Linked DNA regions of Homo sapiens: all the other regions are linked to region 1. The links are chromatin loops, found by intact Hi-C in ENCODE. Cell type or tissue: natural killer cell. All regions are shown on one strand.

What was found. A loop is a pair of places that touch in the nucleus more often than their neighbours do. Peaks named below come from ENCODE experiments on the same cell type or tissue, not always from the same donor. Only the 100,000 strongest peaks of a DNase experiment are listed, where the experiment ranks them.
Region 2: it touches region 1 in a loop (26-fold over the local background); 7 of 110 quality-filtered maps call a loop at or near these places.
Region 3: a loop joins it to region 1, with 15 times the contacts of the local background. A loop is called at or near these places in 23 of 110 quality-filtered maps.

Annotation. Positions count from the first base shown.
Region 1 is chr5:76,579,457-76,587,456 of GRCh38, forward strand. All of the region lies in intron 5 of IQGAP2 (IQ motif containing GTPase activating protein 2), which reads left to right. Among named protein-coding and RNA genes, the nearest start is that of F2RL2, 40 kb to the right of the region's middle. RefSeq lists an enhancer at 2,771-2,860. In natural killer cell, a CTCF peak has its summit at 4,206 (motif pointing left); a DNase peak (open chromatin) is centred at 4,185; H3K27ac peaks cover 445 bases.
Region 2 is chr5:76,070,065-76,078,064 of GRCh38, forward strand. It overlaps a transcript of SV2C not described here and the pseudogene SAP18P1. Among named protein-coding and RNA genes, the nearest start is that of SV2C, 9.3 kb to the right of the region's middle. In natural killer cell, CTCF peaks have their summits at 4,611 and 4,815; a DNase peak (open chromatin) is centred at 4,637; H3K27me3 peaks cover 306 bases.
Region 3 is chr5:76,334,283-76,342,282 of GRCh38, forward strand. It overlaps a transcript of SV2C not described here. Among named protein-coding and RNA genes, the nearest start is that of SV2C-AS2, 27 kb to the left of the region's middle. RefSeq lists enhancers at 901-1,531, 2,164-2,794, 5,272-6,041 and a silencer at 3,766-3,991. In natural killer cell, a CTCF peak has its summit at 3,852 (motif pointing right); a DNase peak (open chromatin) is centred at 3,829.

The sequences.
Region 1 (8,000 bases):
AATCAGACCGCATTTAAGTACCCGGCTTTCAGGTAGGTCTTTATTTACAATCTGGTCCCCACCCCTGCCCCCCTTCCCCATTACCCTGAAATAATTTACTTTCTTAAGTCTCACTTGACCAGCATTGTATAATCCATTGTCCTGTCATAATGATGTATTGGCCTGATCCATTAACATTATTAAAAGCTTATGTATGCCTTTTAAATATTTTTTTTTTAATTAGTTGGGCTTTCTAGAGGTTTTCATCCCCTGGGAGACAAGGGATTGACTGTACCCAGTGATCCTTAGGCTTTTGGGCTGATTTATCATCTCAGATCATGTTTCTAGTCCTGCCTCCACTTAGTTAGTGGATGTGACCACCAGTGCTGGACCCTCTTTCTACCCGGTGTTTCTGTCACCACCTATGCTCCTTGGTTCTTCCTTATCTTGGGGCACTTCCTTTGTTTTCTGGGACTATTTAGTTTACTCAAAGTTCTTGGTCTTTATTCTTTCATGTAGTATAAATAGTATAAAAATATCTATATATAAACAAATATAGGCCAGGTGTTGTGGCTCATGCCTGTAATCCCAGCACTTTGGGAGGCTGAGGCAGGCAGATCATGTGAGGTCAGGAGTTTAAGATCAGCCTGGCCATGATGGTGAAACCTCATCTCTACCAAAAATACAAAAATTAGCCAGGTGTGGTGGCAGGTGCCTATAATCACAGCTACTCGGGAGGCTGAGGCAGGAGAATCGCTTGAACCTGGGAGGCGGAGGTTGCAGTGAGCTGAGACTGTGCCACTGCACTCTAGCCTGGGCAACAGAGGGAGACTCCATCTCAATTAAAAGAAAAAAAAAAAAGCATGGTGGCACACGCCTGTAGTCCCAGCTACTCGGGAGGCTGAGGCAGGAGAATAGACCCAGGAGGCGGAGATCACAATAAGCCAAGATCGCGCCACTGCACTCCAGCCTGGGCAACAGAGCGAGACTCCGTCTCAAAGAACAAAACAAAACAAAACAAAACAAACAAACAAAAAACAGATATAGAAGAAACAAAGTACTTGTGTTTTAATAATGCTCCCCAACTTGTTAAAGTCAATATAAATACACATTCGCTATTTATCTCTTTTTTTTATTACAACTTCCTTTTTGGACACTGTATATTATTCTCTTGATTATTGTTTTGAACCTGTGGCCTTTCTCAGACTTAACCAAGATTAATATCTCTTTCTTTTTGATGAACCAGATTGTTTCAGCTTGGTCAGTCTGAGCTCTTTCTGGCCCACTTCCTTGTCCTTCTAGCACCGTCCCTGACATTCTTTGAAATATCCTTGCTCGTGGTCACAACAGGATGTTCCAGTCCTATCCTGATTATTTCTGCTTTGAGATGTGGAACCACCACTCTCTAGGGATTCCTCTTAAAAGTCATGTGTTTATATTAATTTTTCAAGTTTAACCTTATTAGCTTACTGGATTCTGCTTTTCTTGCTGTCTAGTTCATTTGACCATTGAGATTCTTCTACATGGGCAGCCACAAACGGAAGCTATGTCTGCCTCTCCTCTGTGATAGGATTACTCTTCCCGCTGCTGATACTGTAGCTGTGTCGCAGCAGCCATGTTTTCAGGTGCAATGGTGATGCCATGGCTCTGGCAGACCCACTTCTGGTTCACCAGCCGTCCAGGTACTCTGGGAGCTTTGTGGAGTAGAGTTTGTCTAGCCAGCTCCCACACAGCCAGGTGGCTGTCTTGCTTACCAGGTGGCCTTTGAACCTGCTCCTCAGGCATTAATGCATAACTTTCCTTGTCTTAACACTCTGTTCCCTTAGAACCTTTTCCTTCCCTAAGAAACTGATTGAACCCTTATATCAGATTGATTATATCTCTAACAGTGAACATATTTGCATTTATAAATAAGATTTCCAAAGACAGTTTCTTAGCTCAAAGGACAGGCTCTAATCCTAGGTTCTCAGAAGGGATATCTGGAGATGGCAGTATTTGGAAGTAAGGTGAGGGAGGCAGTTGCACCTGCTTATTTCTTTCAAGTCCTTCCTTGCTCAGAATTCTCTCTGTGCTCTGAACCATTCCTTTCCCTTTCCTCCTCTTTCTGTCCTAAATTAGTATGGTGGTTATGCCTTTCTGTCTTCCTAAATTCTGAGCTCTTAAGAGACTATGAACCACATCTTGTTACTTCATACAGCTTACGTGCTATTGATTCCAAGTTAAAGTCTCTGGAGTTTGTATATTTAACTCTTCAGGAGGTTTAATTGAACTAATTTCTCTATGATAAGGCTACCTCAGGATTCCTTTGGTTTGGGGCTGAAAATTAGGTATAGAACCCTGGATTTTGATATGATATTGGCAGTGATATATGTGACTAAGATGGAAAAATTTGGTTCAGTAAATAAAACTATTTCAAACATGGAGTCTGTGGTGAAATAGAGATTCTTGGCATTGGAAAAAGTAAGAAAACCACTTTGATAGGTTATCAATAAGTGTTTGTATACAAAGGACACATTTATTTAACAAAGAATAGTAAGAACAAAGGTTAACACAAATGGAGCTTTTAACTATGTGCCTGGCACTGCACAAAATACTGTACTGGTATAATCTCATTTTATCTTCATAACATATCTGTGCAGTGGTCACTATTATTACTCCCATTTTATCACCAAGGCAGTTGAGGCACAGAGAGGCTGCCGAAGGTCACACAGTTAGTAAAAACCAGGATATGTGAGAACTGAACCTGTGCTATTATGAATTCAGCCAGCCAATGGCTTCAAAAGAAGTCAATTATTTCCCTACTTCTAAGAAAATTAAAAGAACACTGGTATCAGACTTGAACTTCAGCACAGGCCTCTCAGCTATTATATTTAACATGTTTTAAATGAAGAATCATGGAACTTGAGAAGGGGAAGGGCCTTGGGAAGTTATTGTAGTCTAAGTCATTCATTTCACAGATAAGGGAACTGAAAGCTTGGGTTACGTGACTTGCTCTTAGTCACACACTGAGGTTTTACCAGTTTTGGGACCAGGATTCAGCGCTTCTGGATTCTAGTCCTGTGGTCTTTCTGCTCTACCATGAGGCTTTGATATACAAACATTCATTCCACATGTTATAGTACAAAATGAGCTACACATAATGTGATCCAAGAAAGCTGAAATAAATTTAGCTCCTGCCTTTTAAGTTTGCATTTCATTACGATAGTACCTTTTAGTGTATATCCTGAAAGTATAGAAAAAACTAATACCACTAGTTTTATCTTGAAAGTGGTAGAAAAAACTAATGCCATGTGATATTGGCAGTAATGTATGTGACTAAGATGGAAAAATTTGGTTCAGTAGATAACAACTACTACTACTACTACTACTATATACTACTTTCATGATATACACTAAATGGTATTTTTTAAAACTTTCTTTATTGCTTCCTGGACTTTAAGTGATATTATTTGTACAAGTAGGAGCACATGGGTCAATGAGTCGGTAGCTACCTCTGGGCAACCCCTCCGTTGCTGGCCTCACTCAGCTGCACAGGTGTGCTGTAGCTTTTGGTGTGGTAGGAGGCTTGCTACCTCACAAAAAGTGCTCTCTTAGACATGAGAAGCAAAGGTGACATTAATTCCATGACTTCCTTTGGAATGCTCTCAGCCCTTTGACTTGGCTGTTAGGTACCAAACGGTGCTTAATAAATTAACTGTTGAAGAGCTACATGAGATTGGCACTTTTTCTATTCGATGGGCTTTTTTGTTTTTTAGATTAAGACTTGATTTCCTATATACTTCAGGTAATAAGCAGCCTCATTTGAATTTAAATGCTTGGGAAGGAAGTTTGCTATTGCTGTTTCTTTTCAGCATGGGAATACTGGGTAAACACAGTTTCCTGATAAACATTTGCCCGTTTGAGTAATCAGCTGGGAAGCACCTCCCACACAGAGATTAGGTGTAAAACGCCCATACCATGAAAAGTGATCTTTCCAAAGCTAACAGTTTAAACCTCAACATCAATGATTTAAAAAAAAAGAAAAAAAGTTGAAAATTGAGGCCAAACAGAAACTATACAATATTTTTTTTAATTTTTTAGTAAATGAGATTTTTTGATATATGCAAATGAGATCTTTACCTGATCAATATTAGCTTAAGAAAATATCAGACTTAAATTTAAAAGCAAAGATTCTTCCATGTTCAGAAAGCTAACTTCTCAGCACCACCTTGTGGTAACTTTTACTTAAGCCAGGATGTTTGTTTATTGTAAGATTTATATTAATATTACATTGTACAATGGAGAAATTAAAAATGTAATTGGAAATAGCTATCTAACTTCTTTATCATCAAAGGGGAAAATTAACAGTTTAGTATAAACATTTTACTTCATGTTATCATCAAACCTATATTTTGTGGTAGCCTAAGTACCTTAATTTAGGGATAGCATGGTAGAGAAAATTTTTTTTTTTTTTGAGACACAGAGTCTTGCTCTGTTGCCCAGGATGGAGTGCAGTGGCACAATCGTGGCTCACTGCAACGTCTGTCTCCCTGGTTCAAGCAATTCTCCTGCCTCAGCCTCCCTAGTAGCTGGGATTACAGGCGTGTGCCACCGTGCCCAGATAATTTTTGTATTTTTAGTAGAGATGGGGTTTCACCATGTTGACCAGGCTGGTCTCGAACTCCTGACCTCAAATGATCGCCTGCCTTGGCCTCCCAAAGTGCTGGGATTACAGACGTGAGCCACTGTGCCCAGCCGAGAAAAATATTTTTATATAGGAGCTGTTCCATAAATAGTAATTAAATGAATGAATGGATAAACAGAGCATAATGTGAAAACAGTTGCATCAAGATCATTGAGCACAGCTGTCTTATCCCCTTTCCAAAACTAACATGAAATTAACTACAGTAATAACTTTTAAAAAATACATTTGCGATAAAAATGCCATCTACTAACCAGAAATTTGAACAACCCCTAACATGAAGTAAACAGACAGAATTCGATTGACTGAGAAACAAACTGGGAGAAGATCACAGCCCACAAAACGCTGGGGGTTGCAGCAGAGGTAGGAGCTGTCGTGAGGTTTGCTCCAAGCAAAGGGGACAGCAAGGAAAAGAAGAGCCTCAAAGTGAGCAATCGTCAGCCTAGGACCAGCAGAACTATATGGCCCTTCCCTAAAGCAGCAAGTGTAGATGCTGATAGCGGGATAGCATGCCGGTACCCAAGACAGCTAATGACCTCAAGAAGGAACAGAGAGTCCCCAGTCTGAGAAGGAAAGACACTGGTTCCCTTCTGGCGTCCGTTCCATTGCTCTCTACAGCTTCTTAATGCTGGCTCCTGACATGCGGATCTGCAGTGAATGACCAACAAACAGCAAGTCTCAAACACTAAGATGAGTCCCAGATCAGAAGATGTCAGACATTTGAAGGAAACTGCCACTGAAGGAAGCATTAGATTCACCAAACAGAACCAAGACCCAAGGAACAAATGAAAATATTAAAATATGTGCAATTGATGATTCATTCAATTTATGTTCAACAAATATTTATTGAGCACTTACATTTATACACAGAAGAACCAAAGATAAAACTCTAAGAAGGAAAATTTGGTATAGATAAAATCAGAAAAACAGTTAATAAAATTTGTAGATATCTAAATTATTGGTGGATATAATTAAAAAAGCATGAATCTAAAATTCTAAATTATCTCAATATTCCACAGGTGGGAAAGTTAGAGGTGGAAGCATCTAAGGATAATAGATACCAATTAGTTTAGGCTTTGATAGAAAAATGTAAAAGTATATTAAAACTTCAGCAGGATATTAGTATAGGTAATATATATTAAAGATGCAGCACATTAAGTACTTGAAATAAGTATAAAATTTGTTGCTTGAAGACATTTTATGGATGTCTGCTTACATTTTACTGTATAACATTTTCTAAATTTCACTTTTTTTATAGTTTTCTTTGTAAATTAGGTATATTTTTGAATTTGTAAAAAGAGGAGGAAAGTGCAAATCAGGTAGTATGAAAGAAATTGAAGTGATACAATTATACATTTTTGATTATTTGTTCATCTATTCTCATTTCTTTTTTTCTTTTTTTCTTTTTTTTTTTGAGGTGGACTTTCACTCTTGCTGCCCAGGCTGGAATGCAATGGTGCAAATTCAGCTCACCACAAACCTCCACCTCCTGGGTTCAAGCGATTCTCCTGCCTCAGCCTCCCGAGTAGTTGGGGTTACAGGCATGTGCCACCATGCCCAGCTAATTTTGTATTTTTAGTAGAGACAGGGTTTCTCCATGTTGGTCAGGCTGGTCTTGAGCTCTCAACCTCAGGTGATTTGCCTGCCTCGGCCTCCCAAAGTGCTAGGATTACAGTCGTGAGCCACCGCCCCCAGCTATGTATTCTCATTTCTTAAATGATGGCTTGATCTCCATTCACCCCCCAAATTCTTTTGCAGTTTATCTTGCCTGTTAAATTCTGTTTAATTTTGTCGTTCCCATTACTAGAAAGGAGCAAGTGAAGAGGTTGACATTTCATTGTTCCAAGTAATATGAGCACCCTTTTAACTGGAATTTTTTCCCTATGTAATAATGAGTTGAGAATTGGTTCATAAAATATTATGGTTTTGAAAATGTCAGCATGGTATCTTAATGATCTAGCTTTAATTATAATGACTTGTTGGCATGAACCTTTGGTAGTAAAGTCTTCAGAGGCTGTGTAAAGTAAACAGTTTTATATCCATGATAATGTCTAAAGACCTAGAACTTTAACTAAGGAATGTATCCTCTCTTGCTAGTTTGGGATTATGAATACATAATGGCTATTTCACTTTGAAGAATGTTCAAAGTCTAATATAAAACTTTTTCCTCTGTGGATAAGATATAAATATCACATTGAAATTTAGTATTAAAACTAATGTTACACATATGGTAAAAAAAAAAAAAATGTTCTTTGTCCTTTGCTATGGTTTTAAAGGAAAAGCAGGAAAATAAGAGGCAAATTCTTCCCCTAAAAATTCTTTAAAATTCGAACATTCATTAATAGGCATTTCGTGGAAGACATATGAATGGCCAATGCATGTATGAAAAAATATTTACCCTCCCAACCACCATAAGGAAATACAAATTTAAATAACATCTTGTTGCTATCAGTTGCTAGTCCCTTGAAAGACTTTATTGATAATATCCTGTGGTGATAAGGGGACAAAGAAAATGGCATTCAGATGTATTCGTGGTCTAGTGGGCCATGCCCATCGGGGTTCTTAGGTTTAGCTAAATATTCAGATTGACCCACCTGTCATAAGCCACATCTGGCACCTGTTGCTCAGAAGAGAGGTAGCTGGGATAGCCAGCATGCTGGCAGGTGTTGCTCTTCAGTGGGAGCCTGCGTGACACTCCACTTAGTTGTCCATACAACCATCTGGAAGCCACCATTCTTGGTACCCCAAGATACAACTTTGCTGCTAAGAAGTGGGTTTGAGCCTTCCTGGCTTGTAAGCCTCGTGCCCCCAGGAGCCAATATCTATAGTAACAGCTGTACTGCATAGCTTCCCAGTTCTCTGCAAAGAACATACCAGTTATAAAAGTCATTGAACCCAGGAAGGCCCAAAGATATGGTACCTATTAGGTATTTATGGTTTTTTCTCTCAAGATACAATTTATCAATTGGGTTATTTTTTCCTAAGCAATGATGCTTATAACACTGTTGACAGTATAGGTTCCTAAGAGAACAGAGCTAGAAAGTTAACCAAAGGTCAAATTCTCATATAAAAGGAAAAAGGGTGTTTTTTAACCCTTTACTCATAAAGAATAAATGAGCATAATCTCTTTTTAAGATCACATTTGGACAGTAAACATTGAAAACTTTTATTGTGTGTGTACCCTTTCAAGCTGGCAATTTTGTTTTCATGGCTTTATTGTAACAAATACGAAATATGCACAAAGATGTGTCTGTGTCTATATGTAAGTAGGTTTATTAAGCATTATTTGCCATAGTTATTAATTAATAACAATCTAAATGCTCAGCACTTGCTTAAGAAA
Region 2 (8,000 bases), 510 kb before region 1:
CTTGGAGTCCAGTCCTGCCCCACACCTGAGAACAGCCCAGGTCTCCAGGGCCCCAGCCCACACCCAGGATGCTAGGCTTCTCTCATCCTGGAGAGGAGACAGTTCCTGGGGGATTTCACCAACCTGAACCCTCATCAGATTTCCACTGCCCACCTGCCCATGATCCAAGCAGAGTTCTTTCCATTTGCTCCTTTTACTCTAAAGAGCCTCATCAAGTGTCCTGTTTATGTGCATGTGTTTCCAGGTAACAGGAAATCTCGCACCACAGAGACAACTGTGGTTGTCTCCTGCCCAGGCCTTGTTCTATCAGGCAGGTTTCTACTGTCCCCAAGGTTAAGGCACTCTGTAAGGAAGAAGATAGCAATTTTCAGTGGCACTTCAGTCTCTTCTTCTCCCCTGAGGTAAATCTGGACATGCTTTGTAAGTAAGAATACATAGCTCTGCCTTCTCTGGGACTCTGAGGTCTCAGCACAATCACCTCTAAGAGCACTGCTCATTCCCACTTATCTTTGAACACTGTCTGGACTTTGTCTTCTTTGGGAAGGGTGGTATGTAGAAGGTGGCCATAAAAATGATATGGTACCAAAATGTCAAGCCTGCATGTCAAGTTCTAGCCATCTTTTGGTAGTTCATGAACACTGCGCTCTATGCTCTTCTGGTCTTACCTATCAAGGAAATCTCTTCACTGAGCATTCTGAGAAGTGATGATCTGGAATATCTTCTATCCACTATGCTACTTCTGCATTCCCTCTGGGACAGTTTGGAGAAATGTGTTTTGAGATCTCTTTGATGGAAATCCTATACCAGCTTCTCTTCTTCCAAGGACTCCCTATGCCTCCATTTTCAGGAAGTCTTCGGAGATGAGTTACCTCTTCTGGATGCAGGAGTTGCACAGCCTTAAGGTGATATCTGAGGCAGTGAGGCAGAGGGACAAGATGGAACCCACCATACTTTTAGGGTACCCATTAGTGATGTGACTCCACCTCCCGTGGGATGAATGAGAAGGAGGTGGAAAAAGGGTAGACGCTTCTTTCCTAGGTTTTTTGAGAGAGCAGGCAAGTGCTCCACAGTCCTCAAACACAGAGCTTTTAGTAAACTATAGCTTAGACCTAATGCCAAAATGGGGCTTCCTTCTCCTTCCCTTGGAATTGACAATAACCTAGGATAAGCTTGATTTGACTTTATGTCAGTCATAAAAGTGTGATTTGCAGAGAATCTCTGGAAAGTATGTGGAGAAGACGCACCGAGCAGGAGTTATAAAAGAACCTGCAGTTCTGAGCTGCCGATGCATATAAAAGTGGGCACAAATTGCATTATGGGAGATTTAATGTTGGTATAGGATGCACTGTCATGCAGGAAATGGCTAATAGAGTACCCAGAAACCAAACTTGGGACTGGGAGTTGAGTGAAGAGATAGTTTTAAAAATATCTTTATTATCAGGGAAGAGCTGTAGTCTAAGTGTAGAGAAAGGGAAAACCAATTAGACAGACTATTAATACCGAATGTTTCCATCATTAACACTCATTGTGTTGCTGCTTCTCAAAAAGCCATTTGTGACCCAAAAGTTGGTCAGCACCAATACCTTTAGATCATGCTAAAAATAGAAGTGAACCTAACTTCCTGAGAGCTTACTACATGCATTTTTAATAGCTAGATCATGTAGGGAAATCAGCATGTCTATTATTAAAATAGAAAAGCTGAGTGTTAGAACACTAATTTGGAGCAGGAAGATTATACAAGACAAATTCTGAACATGAAGATGATAATTTTCCCTTGAGCAGGAAAATAATTTAATAGAACTCAATGCATTAATAGACCTATAGTAGAATGTTAAAAAGAAATTCTAGCAGTGAGAATGGGGAAGACCTACGGGAATATTCAGAGTTGAGCTATAAATCATCTGGATACAGAGGATCCACAACACTTGCTCCAGAGCTTAGAGCAGCAGGAGAAATCACTGAACGAAAAGGAGAGAGAAAAAATTCAAAGAGATTACCCTTGTCAGAAAAGGGGCACATGTTTGTTTGTTTTTTTAACTAAATTTTAAAAAAACTATAGATATGCAGGTTTCTCCAGATATTGTTATGCCATTACCCCTCCAAAGAAGGCACTGCAGAATTTAAAGCCATGAGTTCCTTATATAGAAAAACTCTTGATAATCCTTATTTTGGAAAACAAAGTTCAAGAAAAAATGTGAAAAATTAATTAAATGTGTGAACAATTATTCAAAATGTGTTTAGCACCTTTCATATGAAAAGCATTGTGTTGGAGAGTTTGTGGGATTTAATATTGTAGAAAATGTGATGTCCTTGCCCTCAAAAAGCTGTTGTACTACAGGAAATGAAATGGAATTATTTATAATGAAACTGGTAAGTAATGAGAGCCATATATGCAGTTGACCCTAAGAGCTAACAAGTGTGAAGCTGGGCAGGATGCTTTTCCCTAATGGCTGCAGAATTACAGTAGAGAAGGTGGTATTTGGTATCTCAGGTGGTGGGTATAGCTTGATTAACTTTACACAGGAGTAGAGAAACTTCTTTTTCTCTGGGTAGATACCCAGGAGTGGGATTGCTGGATCAAATAGTAGTTCTACTATTAGTTCTTTAAGAAATCTCCACATTTTTTCCATAGTGATTGTACTAGTTTACATTCCCACCAATGGTATAAAAGTGTTCCCTTTTCACCACATCCAGACCAACGTCTATTATTTTGATTCTGATTATGGCCATTCTTGCAGAAGTAAGGTGGTATTTCATTGTGGTTTTGATTTGCATTTCCCTGATAATTAGTGATGTTGAGCATTTATCCATATGCTTGTTGGTTATTTGTATGTCTTCTTTGGAAAATTGTCTATTCATGTCCTTAGCCCACTTTCTGTTGGAATTTTTTTCTTACTGATTTGTTTGAGTTCTTTGTAGATTCTGGATATTAGTCCTTTGTCAAATGTATAGATTGTGAAGATTGTCTCCCACTCCGTGGGCTATCAATTCTGCTGATTATTTCTTTTGCTTTGCAGAAGCTTTATAGTTTAAGTCCCATCTATTTATCTTTGTTTTTGTTGCATTTGTGCTCGGTTTCTTGGTCATGAAATCTTTGCTTAAGCCAATGTCTAGAATGGTTTTTCCAATGTTATCTTCTAGAATTTGTATGGTTTCAGGTCTTAGATTTAAGTCTTTGATCCATCTTGAGTTGATTTTTATATAAGGTGAGAGATGAAGATCCAGTTTTATTCTTCTATATATGGCTTGCCAATTATCCCAGCATCATTTTTTGAAAAGCATGTCCTTTCCCAATTTTATGTATTTGTTTGCTTTGTCGAAGATTAATTGGCTGTATGCATGTTTAGAGCATCACAATTCGCAATTGCAAAATATGGATCCAGCCCAAATGCCCATCAATCAATGAGTGAATAAAGAAAATGTGGTATGTATGTGTGTGTATATATATATATATATATATATATATATATATATATATATACACCATGGAATACTACTCAACCATAAAAAGGAATGAAATAATGTCATTCACAGCAACCTAGATGTAAATGGAGACTATTATTCTAAGTGAAGTAACTCAGGAATGGAAAACCAAACATCATATGTTGTTACTCATAAGTGGAAGGTAAGCTATGAGTATGCAAAGGCATAAGAATGATACAATGGACTTTAAGGACTCAGGCAAAAGGGTGGAAGGGCGGTGAGAGATAAAAGACTACACATTGGGTACAATGCACACTGCTCGCGTGATGGGTGCACCAACATCTCAGAAATCACCACTAAAGAACTTATTCATGTAACAAAACACCACCTGCCCCCTAAAAACCTATTGAAATAAAAAATAAATTAATTTTAAAAAAAGAAGTAGAGAAACTTGATGAGTCTGTGGGGTATGCCAATTAGCCCAGAATATCCATGTCTTCTCATCCCTCATTGGTTGAGGGTTCACAGACCTACTGTGCAAGCACTGGGGTGGCCAAGGGCAGAGATGGGTCAAACCATCCTGGCCTGTGTCATTCAGAACTTCCTCTGCAGTGAAGGCTCTGGCTCTCTGGTGGGCATTGATTTGAGACACACGAACAGGCAAAGGAGTTTGCACTTTAAATCACTGTGTAATCATGGAGTGATTTAAAGCAGGTAAATTGTGCTTCTTCTGGGAAGCTGTACTTCTTTTTGGAGTCTCCAAACCAATCCCTGGGACCCCACAATGCTGTGTGATGCGGTTCCACTCTTCTCAGCCACCATTCAGGTAATGGTAGCTCTTCTTCCTGGGACTGAGACATGAGGAACATCCCCCTTCCTTGCATCTTACCAGATGCCACATTTACTGAGGCGAGACATTTTCTGAGTGACAAAAACTACCTTATCCTAGATGTGCAGATAATATAGGAACAAACAACATAGAGAGATTCAGTTATTGGCCTATAAAGCAAACTCAGGGTACGGCCCTGAATGGCCTAGAGTTTCCTTTAGTTCATCTCTCTCCTTCTTAACAAGAATGTTTTCCAGACATCAAAATCTGCCTCTTTCAGAAAAAAGTATCTCTTGTGGGCATTTTCATCTTCCTTTCTCATCTCTACCCTACCACACACTTCTAAGTGACACACTGCCTTCCCCTTTGAGCCACCAGAGGAGGCTAGAGACCTCTTCCGAGTTTCTTTCTCTGACCCTGCCTGGGGCAGCTTCTTCCCTTTTGCTTGTTAAGATACTGAAGCCATTCTGACTTTAGGCAATTATTTGTCAAACACATTCTATGATGTAGTAACTGTGCTAGAACCTTGGAATACAACAGATGGAGACATCCATCTTGTTTTCCCAACAGAAATAAACTTGAAACACAGCTCAACTCAAATCAGTAGACATTTGTGGAGTATCTACTGTGTGCCAGGTGCTCTTTTAGGGCTGGAGAGAGTATAAGGATGCTTTCAGCTGTGAGCAAAAGTCTCTAACTTAAAGTGGCTCTAAAAAATAAAAAAGAGGAAATGTATTACTACACAACAGAGGTAGGGCTGTTCCAGACATGGCACACCAGGGTTCTGGCACCACTTCTCTGAAATTCACTTGACTCTTACATCCTTCATGTGTTATGTCATCAGGCTCCCTCCCCTCCATGATTCCAGGATATTTGCAAAGTTCTATATGTCACATTCAAGCAAATAATGTCTAAAGACACAAATGGGACTTCTTTGCTGCATTTATATTTTCGGGAGTAAGGAAAGCTTTCCCAAAAGCTGTCTAGAAATCTTCCCTGCAAATGTCATTGAGCAGAATTGTGTTACAAATCCATGCCCAAACCAATAACTGAAAGGGAGAGAGGAATTATCATGACTGATTTGGACCAATTAGAATGTAATGAGCCCATTCCCTAAAGCCCACTCCCTAAAGGTCATGTGAAAAGTGGTAGATCTCAGTTTGCTGAGGGGGTCGGAGCTCTGGGCAAGAATCTCGAGAGCTTGTCAGAAGAAGATGGCAGTGGAGTCATGCGTTGCACTGGAAGAAATTAACAAAGATCTGGAGATGCCCACCAACCAAGAGAAGACATGTCCAAGCTGTCCTGTGGTCCAGTGAGTGGCAGATCCACACTTAGATGGATGCAACCTTGAATTAACTGACTAGATTAGTAAAAGAAGTCTACCCAGAAGCTAGAAAGAAGGGCACAAACTTCAATTTTGCAGTTGTTTTATGGATCTTAAAAGACATTGCTATCAAGTAAAGGAAACTGGAAGTGTCATGTCTGGTAGAAAAGGGGTGAATGATGAATAACCCTAAAGTGGCAGCAGTTCCAAATAGATTATTTGCACATAGCAATTACTCCTCCAAACCAGGCACCACTTCTCTCAGGGCACATGAGACCATATTAAATTTTATTTACTATTTTTTGCATTTATTTTCCAATTAGTTATGTAAAATTCCTTATATAGTCTTTTTCATCTTATTTCCATTGAGCCTTTAAACTCTAAACACACTGTAATGCATCTATGTAGGAGTTATATTTGGTTGTGCTATGGAATGAGCATTAATAGAAGGTCCATATTGTTTCAAGCCCTGCTGTAAAATATGAAAAGTGCTCTTAGCATTCTGTATAAAACTGTATTGTTAAATATATGTGTGTAGTTTTTGAAAAGGTAAATCCCTAAATAAAATCAGGATTCTCTGAGGTAAGCATAAAGTATCATATGTGTATGGAAGCTGGACTGGATGTTGGTAGGGCAACCAGCAGAGTTGGATAGAAGATTGATCTGGTGCCTTTTTAAATATGATTGGTTATTCCTTATAGTTTCCTATTGCCTGCACATATTTTTCTTCAAGTACAGTGAAAATTATGACCAATAGTTCTAACTATTGAAGTTTAACTAAAGAAGTCTTTCTTCAGGAAAAGATTGAAGTTTCTTTTGTTATATCTGCTGGTGCTACTTCATGTTATCATGCTTCCTTGTGTGTTGTTATTTTATGTGCTTCATTATTTTCTAACTTTCATTTATTTATGTGATTTTTTTTTGAAGTCCAGGATGAGGGAGGGCTCCTCCACATAGGATTTGCATTTCTTTCTATCAGGGATCTGGGAAATTACCAACCCAATATTAAACTGAATTCATAGTTTGTTGAGAATTTGGTGCTAGAGAGCTCTATGACTTGTATTCAGTTGAAATTTCTCAGGTAAGCATATTCTACCTCTACTGCATAGCCACATTCTCTTGCTTTACTAAGCATCAAGGCAACATTTTCAGCAGTCCCCTATATTGGTAGAGGTAGGGAGCATTGATCTCTGGTTTCCCTTACACTGAAAGTGTAAACCTTCAGGTTGCTTGTAATGGAGGGTGGGCTGTGCCTCACTATTAGATTCAATAACTTGGGCAGGTCCTAGGTTTTGTCTTGTATCCCCCTCACGTTAAAAAGGCAACGAAAACCTACCCCATCATATTACTATCAAACATCTCGTAAAAGGATAGGAGGATGGCTGTTTAAGAAGTATTCATTAGAATTTTACCATTTAGCAAAACCCAAATGAAATAGTGGATAAGTAGCAATAATCATCAACAACTGCTAACATCACAAAAGTGACAATTAGTATATGCCTCCTAATTAAACGACACATATGTAGTAGTTTCATTTAAAAAAAAACAAAACCTGCCTCTGATAAGCCTCTCGATCTATTTTCTGGATTGCAGGAAATACAGGGAGCAGCAGAGCATGTTAAATAGCATAACGGGAACGAAATCAGTAAAATCCAGACTGTGGAGAGCTCTACAGGACATATGGTTTCTTCATCCATAGTAAATTCTGAAGGGAAAAGAAAGGAAGGATGAACCAATAGATAAATAGAGATTTAAGAGACATATCAACCAATTGCAATGTATGGTAGACCTTATTTGGATCTTGATTCAAACAAACTAATTTTTAAAAACATAAAATAAGAGGGCGAGTAGGAAGGTAGGAGACAGGGGTGTCTATGGAAACAATGTGAGTTACCCAAACTCAGTGTGGCAGCACCCTTCTGGTTCTGGTTGCTGATCTTCCACAATTTTGGAAAGGAAATGGGGGCACCAGCCACAAGAGCAATCCACTTGCCAAACTGCCTTCCTAGAACCAGGACCTGTCCACATGTCCATGGCTGACTTCATAAGTGGGAGCTCTGCAGCTCCTTGGGGCATTTGGTCAAGACTACAATGAGTTTTGGAGTCAGAGGAAAGCTGAAGAGCACACTGAAGGGGAGAAACAGGGATAGGGTCCATGTGGATCTGGGTGTAGGCTTAAAGGACCCCACCAATAGAACCTGGCCACCAGAGAGGTGGCCTCTTAAACTTTAGAGTTGTTTAATATATGGAGCATGGAGACCAACCCCTTGTTTGCCCAGGTCCAAGGATTGTACTGGTTGGAATGAATACCTGTGTGTATACTAAATTGCCAAGGATTAAGGCAGGATTAGTGTTCAGGAAGTGACATCAACTTAGGAGTCAATCAGGAAAGTTGTAGAGTGACCTGGAGGTCTGAGCATGCTA
Region 3 (8,000 bases), 250 kb before region 1:
GAACAGTGGTTTAAGAACAATGAGAAAAAGTGCTATACTTTAGGGAATTCACATTGGAGGCAGAAACAGACTTAAATGCCACATATTTGCTATCCCCAAAAGAGTTCCCGTGACTGCATTTAACAGAAGACACAAGTCTTCTTTTATTCTTTTATTCCTTTAATTTCCTAATAAACTGTCTTTACTAACAAAGAGGATGGGGCCATCCCAAGGTTGGTTCTGATGTGGCTTGATAACATCATTGGAGACCCAGATTCTTTTTCCATCTTTTAGATCAGCCATCCTCATCATACTGGCTTTTGTCCCCCTATGGGCATGAGATGGTGGCTGCAACTCTAAGCATCACATCTTCACACATCTAAGCGCCAGAAGGAGAACTAGTCCCTCTTTTTGACCCCTTTTTAAGATCAAGGAGAACATTCTCGGAATCCTCCAGCAGACTCCCCATTATGTCTCATTGGCTGGATTTGCATCATCTGCCAACTCCTAAACCAATCACGAGCAAGAGGAACATAATTACCATAACTGGCTTAGACTAATCAAGAGTCACCTCTCCCCCTATAGCTGTAAGGGGCCCAGTCTCTCCTGAAGCACATGGCTCCTGACTGCCTGAACAAAATGGGGGGTTTGTAAGCAAGGAAAAAGGCAGGTAACTGCTGGGTAAGCAAGCAACAGTGGGCTGTGTCTGAGCTCTAGAACCATGCTGTCTAATATGATAGCCACATGTAGCTATTTATATTTAAACTTAACTAAAACCAAGAATTCAGTTCCTTAGTTACACTTAGCCACATTTCAGATGCTTGATTGCCACATGTGACCAGAGGCTACCATATTGAACACTGAAAACATAGAATATCCCATCATCACCAAAAGTGCTACTGGCTAGTGCTATCCTACTAGTTGTGCATTCACACCCCTCTGCAGGCTGTTCCTTCTCTTGGAACCAGCTCTCACTTCTTCCAGGTTCTCTCCCCCAGCTAGATCCTCCTTCTTTGCTGTAGCAATTTCTTTCCCCCTTTTCTGATACCCAGCCCATCGCTCTATATAGATCTTAACCCTTTGTCCAGCTTTCCACTCCTCCAGATGTAGGCCCTATTCCTTATTTAAGAAAAGCTACAGTCACACATTTTCCTTTTTTTTTTTTTTTTTTTTTTTTTTATTGATCATTCTTGGGTGTTTCTCACAGAGGGGGATTTGGCAGGGTCATAGGACAATAGTGGAGGGAAGGTCAGCAGATAAACAAGTGAACAAAGGTCTCTGGTTTTCCTAGGCAGAGGACCCTGCGGCCCTCCGCAGTGTTTGTGTCCCTGGGTGCTTGAGATTAGGGAGTGGTGATGACTCTTAACGAGCATGCTGCCTTCAAGCATCTGTTTAACAAAGCACATCTTGCACCACCCTTAATCCATTTAACCCTGAGTGGACACAGCACATGTTTCAGAGAGCACAGGGTTGGGGGTAGGGTCACAGATCAACAGGATCACAAGGCAGAAGAATTTTTCTTAGTACAGAACAAAATGAAAAGTCTCCCGTGTCTACCTCTTTCTACACAGACATGGCAACCATCCGATTTCTCAATCCTTTCTCGGCCTTTCCCCCCTTTCTATTCCACAAAACTGCCATTGTCATCATGGCCCGTTCTCAATGAGCTGTTGGGTACACCTCCCAGACAGGGTGGTGGCTGGGCAGAGGGGCTCCTCACTTCCCAGTAGGGGCGGCCGGGCAGAGGCGCCCCTCACCTCCCGGAGGGGGCGGCTAGCCGGGCGGGGGGCTGACCCCCCCACCTCCCTCCCGGACGGGGCGGCTGGCCGGGCGGGGGTCTGACCCCCCCCACCTCCCTCCCGGACGGGGCGGCTGGCCTGGCGGGGGCTGACCCCCACCTCCCTCCCGGATGGGGTGGCTGCCGGGCAGAGACGCTCCTCACTTCCCAGACGGGGTGGCTGCCGGGCGGAGGGGCTCCTCACTTCTCATATGGGGCGGCTGCCAGGCGGAGGGTCTCCCCACCTCTCAGACGGGGCGGCCGGGCAGAGACGCTCCTCACCTCCCAGAGGGGATGGCGGCTGGGAAGAGGCGCTCCTCACTTCCTAGATGGGATGGCGGCCTGGCAGAGACGCTCCTCACCCTCCAGACTGGGCAGCCAGGCAGAGGGGCTCCCCACGTCCCAGACGATGGGCGGCCAGGCAGAGACGCTCCCCACTTCCCAGATGGGGTGGCGGCCAGGCAGAGGCTGCAATCTCGGCACCCCGGGAGGCCAAGGCAGGCGGCTGGGAGGTGGAGGCCGCAGTGAGCCGAGACCACGCCACTGCACTCCAGCCTGGGCACCACCGAGCACCAAGTGAACCAGACTCCGTCCGCAATCCCGGCACCACTGGAGGCCGAGGCCGGCGGACCACTCGCAGTTAGGAGCTGGAGACCAGCCCGGCCAACACAGCGAAACCCCGTCTCCACCAAAAAAACACAAAAACCAGTCAGGCGTGGCACACATTTTCCTTTCTTTCCTGCTTCATGATCAGGCTGTTGAATGAGGGAGAAAAGAAAAGTCCACAGGCTTCAAAACCCCTAGTGTATCAGGGATGATGGCAAGTACAGGAATTCACCAGAGGATGCTGGGGTGCAGATAACTTTAGCAAAAGTCATTGCGAGTTCTGAAGGAAACAACAGGCCTGGCATGGACCAGTGGCTCCAAAGCCCCAAATGTGAAATTCCTAATAATCAGTGTGTTAAAACAAGGCAACATAAGTCTTGAGGTATACCTTTTCCTGCTTGTTGATATCTGATGCAATGAAGTTGCTATCATTATCTGTATTGTTTGCTAGGGCTGCTGTAACAAAATACCACAGACTGGGTGGCTTAAGCAACCAAATTTCTTTTCTTACAGATCTGGAGACCAGAAGTCTGAGATCCAAGTGTCAGGGAGGGTTGGGTTTTTCTCAGGACTCTCTCCTTGGCTTGTGCATGGCCATCTTCTCTCTGTGTCTTCAGATAGTCTTCCCTCTTTACATATCTGTGTCCTAATTTCCCTTTCTTATAAGGAAACCAGTCATGCTGGATTAGGAGGTAGTCCAACCCCATCCAGTACCTATACTAATGACTTCTTTTCAACTCGAATACCTCCTTAAAGACCCTATCTCCAAACTCAATCACATTCTGAGGCACTGCGGGGTTGGGACTTCAACATACGAATTTGGGAAGAAGACAATTCAGCCCAATTCAGCATTGTCCCAAATACTACCTATTTGATTATGTATGTATACTGTATACTGTGTATAGAAGTTTGCTGTGTATATATTGTTATAGAAGGGAATGGAATGTGCCTATGGTCTGATGGGCAGGTAGCATGGGCTGTGTGCATGCATTCACACCTGTGCATGCTGTTCATTCAGAGGGGATGATAAAGACAGGCTGAGGAACAAGGGTCCTGCACTCATAAGCCAGAAACAGATAATTCTGGGGGAGACCTCAGGGCAGCCTGGCTAGGCTACTCTGAGAACTGTGGTTATTTGCCTCCCTCTGTCTCTCCATTTATTAGAATTCCAGATGAGAATGTGCTCTCTCTGCACAGTAATTTAAAAAAAAACTTGGAGTCAGTAGGCACATCCTTCCTCTCCCTACACCACAGCCTCTGAACAAAGCAGCCTTCTCTGTGAGCCTGTCCCCAGGGGAAGCTTCCTCCAAGACAGTGACCAGCTTGAGCCCTGGTGGCTCCAAGGGGAGCCAGGGGCAGCAGCATGCCTGGAGTTGGATAAGACCATGCCACCTACTGCTACTGCAATCCCTTTGTTCGGTGGGGAGAGCAAATGCATCATCCTCTCCTGTAATTTGCAGTCCAGACACCAGGTGGAGAAATGAAAACCACAAAAGGAGACACATTCTTGAAGGAAAGCCAGGCTCCTGCCCTGCAGCCACTGGAACTCCCTGGGGCCAGAATGAAGTAGATAGGACAGGATAAGCTCCAACCTTGACTCCAAGTGCACCAGCAGTCACCTGCCTTCAGCCATATTTCTGCCTCCTCTACTCCAGAGCTCTCAGGGAGGCTGAACAGACAGCACCTGAAGCAGCTCCACTCCCTAACATCTGCTTCCTCACCTTCAAGGTGGCACCAAAAATGCCCTTTGGACTGAGATTTCCAAGGAAACTGCATCAGCAAATTCAGGTTTGGGTGGGGCTATAAGGAAAGCCACCATACATTACAAAGGGCTAAGTGATGTATAAGTTGCCCCACCCCTTTTGCTCTTTGCAAACATTGGACATATCCCACCCCCACTGCAGTCTGCTGCTGCTAACCCTCTCTGAGGGGCTTTGCTGTGCTATTGCCCCCTCTTCAGCCTCCCACCTTCAGTAGAAGACAACCATAGTATTTTCTTTTTCTTTTTCTTTTTCTTTTTTTTTTTTTTTTGAGACAGATTCTCACTCTGTCACCCAGGCTGGAGTGCAAAGACACGATCTTGGCTCACTGCAACCTCCACCTCCTGGGTTCAAGCGATTCTCCCACCTCAGCCTCCCGAGTAGCTGGGATTACAGGCACCTGCCATTATGCTTGGCTAATTTTTATATTTTTGTTGAGATGGGGTTTCACCATGTTGGTCAGGCTGGTCTTGAACTCCTGACCTCAGGTGATCCAACCGCCTCGGCCTCCCAAGTGCTGAGATGACAGGTGTGAGCCACCGCTCCCGGCTTACAGTACTTTCTAAAGTACCCTCAGGCTTGGGCATTTCTCTTTCCAAACTGAGGACTGGAAGCTTCCGAGGCAGACACTGTGTCACCATTGCTAAGAGCATGAGTTTGAGCAGGGTCACCTCAAGGTTTGGGAAGACGGGTCCTCTTTAAGAAAAATAATACAAAATTACAAACACAAAATTAACGTAAAAGTAACTAGAATGAGAAAAGAGGTCCTCACAATTTACGCATTTTAAAAAAACTGATAAATTCACAAATTTTAACAAAATCCAGAAAAATAACAATCCTTTTTATTAACTGCCTGACACATTTCTATAAATTATTTTTCTATATTTTTTCAGTGCATATTCTTTGATTGCCTCTTCATTTTCATATGGCAACAGTTTTGTGATATCATTGCCTATATAGAGAATAGAAAGATAAAAACTGGTTGTGATTAGTAATAGTTGTTTGGTTTTTTTTAAGATTTCTCATTTCAATGGGCATGGTGGCTCACGCCTATAATCCCAGCACTTTGGGAGGCCAAGGCGGGCGGATCACGAGGTCAGGAGATCGAGACCATCCTGGCTAACAAGGTGAAACTCTGTCTCTACTAAAAATACAAAAAATTAACTGGGTGTGGTGGTGGGCACCTGTAGTCCCAGCTACTCAGGAGGATGAGGCAGGAGAATGGCGTGAACCTGGGAGGCGGAGCTTGCAGTGAGCCAAGATTGTGCCACTGCACTCCAGCCTGGGCGACAGAGTGAGACTCTGTCTCAAAAAAAAAAAAAAAGAAAAAAAAGATTTCTCATTTCTCCTCCACTTCCCACATACTCTCTGTGCTGAAGACACAGGCCACATTCAGTTTTGTAGTCCAGCGTCTGGCTTTGTCAGAGGCGTTTAAACCAGAGCAACTCCATCTTGAATAGGGGCTGGGTAAATGAGGCTGAGACCTATTGGGCTGCATTCCCAGGAGGTTAAGGCATTCTAAGTCACAGGATGAGATAGGAGGCTGACAGAAGATACAGGTCATAAAGACCTTGCTGATAAAACAGGTTGCAGTTAAAGTAGCTGGCCAAAACCCACCAAAACCGAGATGGTGAGGAAAGTGACCTCTGATCATCCTCAGTGCTCATTATACACTAATCATAATTCATTAGCATGCAGAAAGACACTCCCTCCAGCGCCATGACAGTTTACAAATGCAATGGCAATATCAAGAATTTACCCTATATGGTCTAAAAGGGGGAGGAACCCTCAGTTACAGGAATTGTCCACCCCTTTCCCAGAAAACTAATGAATAATCCACCCCTTGTTTAGCATATAAGTAAGAAATAACTATACGTATCCTTAGTCCAGCAGCCCAAGCTGCTGCTCTTCCTATGGAGTAGTCATTCTTTTATTCCTTTAATTTCCTAATAAACTTGTCTTCACTTTACTGCATGGACTCACCCCTAATTCTTGTGTGAGGTCCAAGAACCCTCTCTTGGGGTCTGATTGGGATCCCTTTCTGTTAACAGTTCTGTACATCAAGTCAGGACACAGGCATGTGGGCACAGTGGGCAGCAGGATATTCCAGGAAGTCATCCTGCAGTGGGACAGCTAGCAATAACTTAATCTCAGAAGGGACTGCAAGGCACACTAATATATCCCACCAACTCAAACTGAAGATATCCCAACTCAGATTCCTCTTAGCCTATCCGCAAAATGCCCAGCTCCACCCAACACTGGAGGAAATTGGAGAAAAGCAAGGCAGAATGGAAAGAAACAGTAGTTTTAACTGAGTAAGGAAACAAACTACTAAGATTGCAAATTTTCTAGTTTTGCAAATTTTTAAAATTTTTTATTATTTTTCATAGAGACGAGGTCTTGGTATGTTGTCCAGGCTGGTCTCGAACTCCTAGGCTCCAGCTATCCTCCTGCCTCAGCCTTCCAAAGTACTGGGATTACAGTCATGAGTCACTGTGCACCTGGCCTAGTTTTACAAAATTTTTTTTTTTTTTTTTTTTTCCGAGATGGAGTTTCACTCTTGTCGCCCAGGCTGGAGTGCACTAGTGCAATCTCGGCTCACTGCATCTTCTGCCTCCCAGGTTCAAGCGATTCTCCTGCCTCAGCCTCCCGAGTAGCTGGGATTTCAAGTGCCCACCACCATGCCTAGCTAATTTTTATATTTTTAGTACAGACGGGTTTTCACCATGTTGGCCAGGCTTGTCTCAAACTCCTGACCTCAGGTGATCCACCCACCTCGGCCTCCCAAAGTGCTGGGATTACAGATGTGAGCCACCGTGCCCAGCCACAGATTTTTAAAAATTATATGACCAGCCACACATGGTGGCTCACACCTGTAATCCCAAAACTCTAGGGGGCCAAGGCAGGTGGATTGCTTGAGCCCAGGAGTTCAAGACCAGCCTGAACAGCATCCATCTCTACAAGAAACATGAAACAAAAAAACAACAACAAAAACACATATGACCATGTGAACACATTGCTAGGATCCACTTAGCACTTGGGAAGGGACTTATGCAAATGGAGGTGCCGGGGCTTAAGTCTCAGTAGCTTCATAGTAAACATTTCTCTGAGCTTTACAGTCAGACAATATGGGTTTGAGTCCTGACTTGGCCACTTAGCAGTGATGTGATGCATTGAGAAAGCAAAAATTAGTTTTTCCAAGCATTCATTTCTGCAACTGTGAATTAGAAATGATGATAGTTTGTATTTCACTGGGGTTTATAAGGATTGAGAAAATGTATATAAAAGGTTCAGCAATGTGCCTGACACACAAATTCTCACTAAATCATAGCCGCTGTGATTAGCACTACTGGCTCACATCTGCTCCTGGAGGCAGATCTACACTTCCTTTCACTATGAGGATATTGGCATGTGGTGATCATGGGAGCCAGATCCCCTTGGGGTGCCGAAATGGGGTGGTGGGGAGGGGGTGGAACCTTGGCATTGCCTAACTCTCACAAGACTTTTTGCAGGACCGAATAATTCCTAGCTTCTATTATCATAGGCATGCATAGCAGGTACCTAGGCCTGTGGTGACCCCGGCAGCAACTCCAAGTGACTTACCCACATACCCCAAACCCTGCTGTGATTCTGCTTCCCACAAAAGCAGCCTGCACAGGGCCCTTCTCAGTGCACAGATGTCCAGCTCCATGGGAGGGCCTCTGGCAGCCAGAAAGAGGAGGAAGGAGAGAAGGAAGGGGAAGTGGTCATGCATATACGGGGACCTTACCAACTCCTGCAGGCCGTGAGTACACAGTACAGAGCCTGGCAGACCTGACACAACTCGTCAAGGCTGCCTTTCCCCTGCTACCCAAGGCTTTGCCATTCATCTTGTCAGA